Linked DNA regions of Homo sapiens: region 1 is linked to region 2. A link is a loop called in an ENCODE intact Hi-C map of the cell type or tissue named here. Cell type or tissue: A673. All regions are shown on one strand. Each heading gives the region's core, and the rest is flanking DNA. Links, peaks and the distances in the headings are about the cores only.

Region 1 (4,417 bases), core at 118-4,117, 140 kb after region 2:
AATATTTCTTATGGCCCCTATTAATTAATCTATTCCTCTACCCCTTGCCCCAAGCAAACATTGACCTGCCTTCTGTCATAAAAGGCTAGTTTGCAATTTCTAAAATTTTATGTAAATAGAATATATATGTATATATAGATGTACTTTTTGATTCTAGCTTCTTTCACTCATCATGACATTTTCATGTATGTTGCATGTATCAGTAGTCCATTCCTTTTTATTGCTGAATAGCATTCCATTGTACATATATATGTATACCCCTTTTTTAATGTATCCATTGATGAACATTTAGATAACTTCTAACATTTAGTTAAATACAAATAATTTTGATCTAAGCATTCATAAACAGGTCTGTATATGAACACTGGGTTTCATTTTCTTTGGTAAATACTTAGGAGAATTGATGGATCATATGGTAATTATATGTCTAACTGTATAAGACACTGCCAAAGAGTTTTGCAAAGTGATTGTGCCATTTTACATACCCTTGGGTAGAGTGTATGTTCTAGTTGCACCCCCATTCTCACCAATACTTGGTATTGTTAGTCTTGTTAAAATTTTAGTTTAAATAGATATACGGTACTATCTCATGGTTTTAATCAGCATTCCCTCTAAAGGTGAATGACGTTGAGCATCTTTTCGTGGGTATATGTGCTATTTATATATCTTCTTTTGTGACATAACTGTTTAAATACATATGCCTATATTTAAGTTGGGCAGTTTGACTTGTTATTAATGAATTGCAATTGTTCATTGTATATTCTAAATGTTTTGTCATATATATGTGTTATGAATATTTTCTTTCAATCTGTAAGTCTTTTTTATTTCCTTAATAGTGTCTTCTTAGGAAAAAAACATTTTTAATTTTGATAAAGATATTTATCAGTTTTCTATTTTATGTTTCATTTGTTCATGCATATTATCTAAGAAATCTTTACATAACCCAAGGTCAGAAAAATTTTTCTCATATGTTTTCTTCTAGAAATCCCACAGATTTAGCTTTGCTTTAGGTCTATCATCTATTTTATGTTAATTTTTGTGTGTGGTGTGAGAGGATGGCTGTTCATTTGTCATATGGGCATCCAGTTCTTCCAGCAGCATTTGTTGAAAAGGCTATTTTATGCTACCTTCTAAATTCTTCTGTACAATGTGAATTTTCTAGTACTAGTCAAACTTCATTTTTAAAAAGGGTTCAGCAATATTATTAATAATTTATATCCATTTTGCTATAAATATCATATTCTATTAGTAAAAAGCATTCATCCCTTGCCTTTTGGGAGCCTCTTTTTAAAACCCAAATTTATTGAGGCATAATTTACAAAGAATGAACTGTATCTTTTAGTGAGCATCACTGTTAGAAGTAGAGAAAAAGTGAAATCCAATGATTATTTGCTAGGTTCCATCTCTGTCTTGTCCCTATTTCTAGCCAGTGAATGTTATTGACCACCTACTTTGTGTCATGTGCTGTGTTAGGAATGAGACAAAAATAAGAAACTATTTCTTGGAAGTTCTCACTTAGGGAGAAAGGCATAAAATCACATCATGTGTAATCTAGTCAATGCTGTAATAAAGGTTTTGAAAAAATATATTGGCAATTAAAGAGGAAGGAAGTTAACTTCCTAGGGAAGTTAGAGAACACTTCACAAAGGTGGTGCCATTTGAATTAGGTTATCTTTATTACAATCCTTTTTGTCTTCCTTCAAAAAAGAAATTCATTTCATATATTAATGTTTACTTTATTAAGCTGAACATTTGAGTGCTTGCAATCTCTGGATCACAAAACGTAATGAAGAGATGTGCCTTAAATAAAAGGGGAAATGTGTATGATTTACCTAATAGACCTTCCCTTATAGATGAGTCATTTTACCGATACAGTCACTAGAGGTAGCCTCACCAAAGTGTAAACATTTTGTCTTGGGCCAAACAAATGCGCTTCCCATGACAAAGAGGATGGATATGAAAGGAAACAGCACGGATTTGAGAGGCCTGGAGCTGGGGATCCCATTTAATGAGCAGAGATACATAGAAATAGTAATGCCTACTATTTACTTAGCATTCACCATGTGCCAAGCATCCTAAATGCTTTGCTGAATTCTCACAACAACCTTATGAGAGTTTTGCACAGGGATAAACTGAGGCAAGAAATGTTAAGGCACCTATGGTAGATTATTCTTCAAAAATATCCACTTTCTCTTCCTCTCCCTTCCCCATCCCACTGATGTTTTGTTTGGTCATGTGACTGGCTTTGGCCTCCTAGTGGACAGAGTGTACTTTTCTATCCCTTTATTAAGAAAGACTTTGGGCTTGTCCATGTGATTTGCTTTGTCCAATAGGATGTTAGTGGAGATGACACAGGCAGCCTTGAAACAATGCATGCAGCAATGGGTTCTCCCCTTAGGCCTCTGCCATCACTGAAAGAAGAACCTGCTCTAGATAGCCTACTCGTCAAAAGAGATGAAAGACAGGTGGAGTAGATTTGGAACCAACTTGTAACTTAGAGCACAGCCTGGCCTTGTAACCACAAACAAGCGAGAGAGAATACACAGTTGATTGTTCTTTATTACACTAAGTTTTAGGGTGCTGTATTATTCAGCCACCTAAGTGGCAGAAAGGATTTGAGCGCTGGCAATATAGGTACAACTTCTGCACCACATTGCTACTAATACAAGAGATAATTAGCTATATTCAGACACCCAAGTAAAACTAATCAGTTGATGAATGAAGAACAGGTCTGTAACTCAGAAGAAAGTTATAGGTCTGGAATTAAGATAGTGTCTATGAACTAATGATCTAAACCTTGACAAATCATTTTAATCTCTCTGTGCTTTCTTTACAAGAGTATTGTAAAAAAATAATAATAAAGTAATGGCCATAGAAGTTCTTTGAAAATGTTAAAAGTGTTATGCATGTGCAAGATTTTTTAAAAGTCTGTTTTGTTTTCTGCTGTATCCTCAGTGCCTAGAATTGTGCAGGCCGTGTAGCAGGTGTTCAGCAAACATTTGTGAAATTAAATTGAAATTAATTTTTTAAAAATAGTGTCTTCAGCTCACAAATAACAAAACACAAAGTATGTTTATAATTAGGGAAGTAACTAACTTTCATTCTTGACAATAATTGGGTAAAAAGCCCAGGAAGTTGCTTCCTCTTACTCCTGTGTCTGACAGAGAGAGGGTGTTTGTTTCCTACCTTTACTATCTGAACAATGTTCTGTAAATCCTAACCTTAAATGAGATAGTTGTTGCAGTCTTATATTAGCAGGCTTCTTGTCTAGAGTGTTTTATTAGTGGGCAGCTATTTGATTTTAATATTTGTTCTGCAGTTTAAAAAAATTGAGCTTCATTTATAAAAATCCAGATAGTCCAGAATCTGGCCAAACAGTCATCTGGATTGGAAAGTTAGGTCACTGTGTTAGGAAGAAAAGGTCCATTTATCCTTTTTCCTTCTTTGTTTACCATAAAGCAAGATATAGTCTAATGAGATATCTTACTTTTAAGACATTTTCATTTAATTCACTATGATTCAGATGAGGGCTATGGTTAGAGTTTTGTTCCTCACATCAAATTGCAGAAAAAAATCACACTAGAGATGTTATTTAACTTATTCTACTTTCTATTATAGCATAGCCTGCCTTTTTATCTCAAAACGTCTCTGATGATTTCCTGAGAACATTTTCAGTGGTGTAGTTAAAGGGTTATTTCAGCTCCAAACTTTCTTGTTAAAATGTTAAACTGGAACATTTGAACAATATTGCATCACTGACATGAAACTGACTAACAATCTGGAAGCAATAAATTTTGCTTAAGTATCCTTCATTGTCGTGAGTGCTTCATCCTGTGACAGATATTCTCTAGTGAGAGTTTCGGGTAAAACTCCTTCTGTCTCAGCTAAAATTTTTAAATAGCTACTGAACAATTTCTGGCCTCCAGTTAATATGTGCTAGTAATACAATCTATCAGTGTCATGAGTATATTAAAAATTACGGACTAAACACACAATATTGAAAGAATAAAAGGAAAAGATCAATCATCTCATTTTTGCTATAGATTTTCATAATGATTTCTTTATTTCTTGAATATGTATTTTATCTGCCAAATGACCATATGTTGGCAACTCTTGACTTAGAAAATATATAAGATAATAGAAGAGAAATAAATAACAGAAATATAAATATAATTCATATCCTGGATTTCTTAGCAGGATCTACAGTGTTATTATTTTTCTTTCTTTTATATAAAGATGGGGTCTCACTATGTAACTATTTTCCCCAAGCTGGTCTCAAACTCCTGGGCTCAAGGGATTACTCCACTCCCCTACCCTCCACACAAACCATCTCACCTCACCTCAGCCTCCCAAAGTTTTCGGATTACAGGAGCATGAGCCACTGCACCTGGACAGGATCCAGAGTATTAAAGCTCAT
Region 2 (4,417 bases), core at 134-4,133:
TGTAGAAAAACTTCAAGTAAACAATCTAATGATGCACCTTAAAACACTAGAAAAGGAAGAGCAAATCAAACCAAAGATTAGGAGAAGAAAGGAAATAATAAAGATCAGAGCAGAAATAAATGAAATTAAAGTGAAGAAAACAATACAAAAGATCGGCAAAAACAAAGGTTGATTTTTTGAAAAGACAAACAAAACTGATAAACCTTTAGCCAGACTAAGAAAGAAAAAAGCAAGAAGACCCAAATAAATAAAATCAGAGATGAAAAGGGAGATATTACAATAATATCATAGAAATTCAAATGATATTTGAGGGCATCATTAACAATCTATACTAACAAATTTGAAAACCTAGAAGAAATGGACAAATTCCTAGACATACAACCTACAAAAATTGAACCATGAACAATCCAAACCTGAACAGACCAATAATAAATGTAATAAAATTGAAGCCATACTAAAAAAGTATCCCAGCAAAGAAAAGCCTGGGACTTGATAGTTTCACTGCTGAATTTTACCAAACATTTAAAGAACTAATACCAATCCTCAAATCATTCCAAAAAATGGAATAAGAGGGAATACTTCCAAACTCATTCTATGAGGCCAGTATTACCCGGATAACACCACCAGACGAAGCCACATTAAAAAAATAAAACTACAGACTAACCTCCCTGATGAACAACGATGCAAAAATCCTCAACAAAATACTAGCAAACTGAATTTAACAACACATTAAAAAAATCATTCATCATAATCAAGTGGGATTTACCCCGGGGATGCAAGGGTGGTTTAAAAGTTTAACACCCAATAAAGCAAAAATTGCTTTATTGACTGAGAAATAGTGATGCCTTTCATTGAGTTTAATAATAAAAGATAAGAAAAAAAAAACTTCTGTGACAAGGATGAGTTGAATTGTAGAGTCCCTGCATGTGAAATGCCAGTGGGACATATAAGATTATATGAGATGTCAGTAGAACTATCAAATATTATCATTGGATATATGAGTACTTAAAATCAATTGGTAGAAAGTATAGATCCTATAATTATACTGGTTTAGTTAGAAACACCCTGACTGTGAATAACAAATACGTGATTTTAAAAGATAGGGATTTTTTGTTTCCCATGTAACATGACTAATTTGGATTTGGATATTTCAGGGCTTGATGCTTCAGCCCCAGGATGTCATCAATGACCCAAGCACCCTAGGCCTTTCCAGTCTTCTATTCTTTCTGGTGGTTTGTAATTTTAAGGTCACCATAAGGTCATAAAGTAGTTGTTTTAATTCTACACCAAAGCATCCACATCCCATGAAGGAAGAAGGAGGAAGAGAGCAGGACAAAGTTACATACTAGTAGAGTTTAGTCCTTCTTTCAAAGAGATTTTCCAGAGATCTTATCCAATAACTTCTATCCATACCTCTCTGGTTAAAACTATGAAATGTGGCTGCTTTTACCTGCAAAGGAGTCTTATGTTAGGCACATTGCTATTCCAACTAAATCAAAGTTCTTTTAGAGCAGAAAAGCAAGAAATCAAATGCTGGTTGCATTACTGGTAGTGCCTGCACTGTCCCCTATGTTCAACCTACATATATTAAAAAAAGAAAAATTCATTTGAAGGTTTATTTTAAGGACATGCTTTTCACCATTATATAATTTTTTTTGCACTTTCCAAAGCAATTTTACCTATATTTTTCTCATTTGTTCTTCACAACAACCTCGTGAAATCAGTGGACAGTAATGTTTTCCCAGTTATCTTAAAGAAGCAACAGAAAAACCTGGTTAGTAAGCAGTTAAAATAAAACTAGAAGCCCAATTTTATAAAATCAGAGCTTTTGATTGTAAAAACAAACAATTCTAATTTTTAACTGAATTGACAGGATGTTTTTAATATTACATAAGCACAGTTTTTCCACCCTTCAGAAAGTACAGAAATTATAGCAGTTTATTTCCAAATTGATATCAAAAAGGAGTCTACAATTTGCCTAAGTCACTCAAAAGCCAGTATTAGAAAGACATCCAAAGTCTCTTCAAGCAGATGCCAATCAAATATGTTTTGGAGTAAGGGGATAGCAAGAGAATGGATAATCAGTTTCTCTGTTCTCTCTGACTCCTTTATTTCCATATACTCCTTACTGTGATGAGGAGGGTCTTTGGTAAGACAGAGACTTCATTTGCTTCGTAACATGTTGCCATGAGATAAAATTGAACATGTGAGGCCAGGCGTGGTGGCTCATGCCTGTAATCCCAGCACTTTGGGAGGGAGAGGGGATGGATCACCTGAGGTCAGGAGTTCGAGACCAACCTGACCAACATGGTGAAATCTGTCTCTACTAAAAATACAAAAATTAGCTGGGTGTGGTGGTGAGTGTCTGAAATCCCAGCCCCTCGGGAGGCTGAGACAGAATCTCTTGAACCTGGGAGGCAGAGCTGACAGTAAGCCGAGATCGCAGCACTGCACTGCAGCCTGGGCGACAGAGTGAGACTTTGTCTCAAGAAAGAAAGAAGGAAAGAAAGAGAAAGAAAGAAAGAGAGAGAAGGAAGGAAGGAAGGAAGGAAGGAGGAAGGAAGGAAGGAAGGAAGGAAAGAAGGGAGGGAGGGAGGGAGGGAGGGAGGGAAGGAAGGAAGGAAGGAAGGAAGGAAGGAAGGAAGGAAGGAAGGAATTGAACATGTATATGGTAGATGGCCCATTCTGGGAAGGAAGGAAGGAAGGAATGAAGGCAGGAAGGAAGGAAGGAAGGAAGGAAGGAAGGAAGGAAGGAAGGAAGGAAGGAAGGAAGGAAGGAAAGAACTGAGCATGTATATTGTAGATGACCCATTCTGAAGAGACTAGGAAAAAAGAAGCCTCTTTCTTTGAGGAATGGTAAGAACCTATCAGTCTCTGACATGGCAATTGTCAGTAACCCTGACCTCAGAGACCCTGAAACTGCCCACAGAATGAAACTGGACCCTATAAGAGTATCAGAAGGCTAGAGAAGACAGATGACAATCTGGAGGAAGAGGAGGGCAGAAACTAGAGAAAGAGGATATCCTTATAGGAGACTGACTGTATCTAACAGTAAGGCAACTTGATGTAAAGTAATTTTGCTCACCTATGTGGCTCCATTTGCATCTGTATCAGCTAGTCAAAAATCTGCTCTCTTTCTCATAATGGACTGTGCTCAAATTCATTTCTGGATGTTGTGAACAGGAATACATTTATTTGTGGTAATAAAATAATAAATTTATGAAAATAGTTTTCAAGTATTGTTTGAATTATAAATTGCACTAGTGGTCATACCTATCTAGTAATGCCTCCTCTTCATAGTTCTGCACATCAAAAGAAAATACAGGTATTGATGCAACCAATCCATATTATGTATATATGGGTGTGTGTATATCTATCTATCTAGATAGATAGATATATCTATCCATATAGATATATATCTATATCTATCCATATATATCTATATCTATATCTATCTATCCATATATATCTATATCTATCTATCCATATAGATATATATCTATATCTATATCTATCTATCCATATAGATATATATCTATATCTATATCTATCCATATAGATATATATCTATATCTATCCATATAGATATATATCTATATCTATCCATATAGATATATATCTATATCTATCCATATAGATATATATCTATATCTATCCATATAGATATATATCTATATCTATCCACATAGATATATATCTATATCTATCTATCCACATAGATATATATCTATATCTATCTATCCACATAGATATATATCTATATCTATCTATCCACATAGATATATATCTATATCTATCTATCCACATAGATATATATCTATATCTATCTATCCACATAGATATATATCTATATCTATCTATCCACATAGATATATATCTATATCTATCTATCCACATAGATATATATCTATATCTATCTATCCACATAGATATATATCTATATCTATCTATCCACATAGATATATATCTATATCTATCTATCCACATAGATATATATCTATCTATCCACATAGATATATATCGATATCTATCCACACAGATATATATCGATATCTATCCACATAGATATATATCGATATCTATCCACATAGATATATATCTATATCTATCCACATAGATATATATCTATATCTATCCATATAGATATATATCTATATCTATCTATCCATATAGATATATATCTATATCTATCTATCCATATAGATATATATCTATATCTATCTATCCATATAGATATATATCTATATCTATCTATCCATATAGATATATATCTATATCTATCTATCTAGATAGATCTATATATATCTATGTAGATCTATATAGATATATATAGATATTTACAGATATATACAGATACATGTAGATATATATACAGATATATATATATATATATATAGAGAGAGAGAGAGAGAGAGAG

Evidence for each region. Hi-C counts contacts between places; a loop is a spot of excess contacts. Peaks named below come from ENCODE experiments on the same cell type or tissue, not always from the same donor. Only the 100,000 strongest peaks of a DNase experiment are listed, where the experiment ranks them.
Region 1: a loop joins it to region 2, with 7 times the contacts of the local background. A loop is called at or near these places in 4 of 110 quality-filtered maps.

Annotation. Positions count from the first base shown.
Region 1 is chr7:122,900,796-122,905,212 of GRCh38, reverse strand. No RefSeq gene overlaps it. Among named protein-coding and RNA genes, the nearest start is that of CADPS2, 17 kb to the right of the region's middle. In A673, for the core only: a CTCF peak has its summit at 2,262; DNase peaks (open chromatin) are centred at 2,262 and 3,782; H3K27ac peaks cover 1,919 bases.
Region 2 is chr7:123,042,277-123,046,693 of GRCh38, reverse strand. No RefSeq gene overlaps it. Among named protein-coding and RNA genes, the nearest start is that of TAS2R16, 49 kb to the right of the region's middle. In A673, for the core only: no CTCF peak of the experiment used is centred there; DNase peaks (open chromatin) are centred at 2,413 and 2,843; H3K27ac peaks cover 2,266 bases.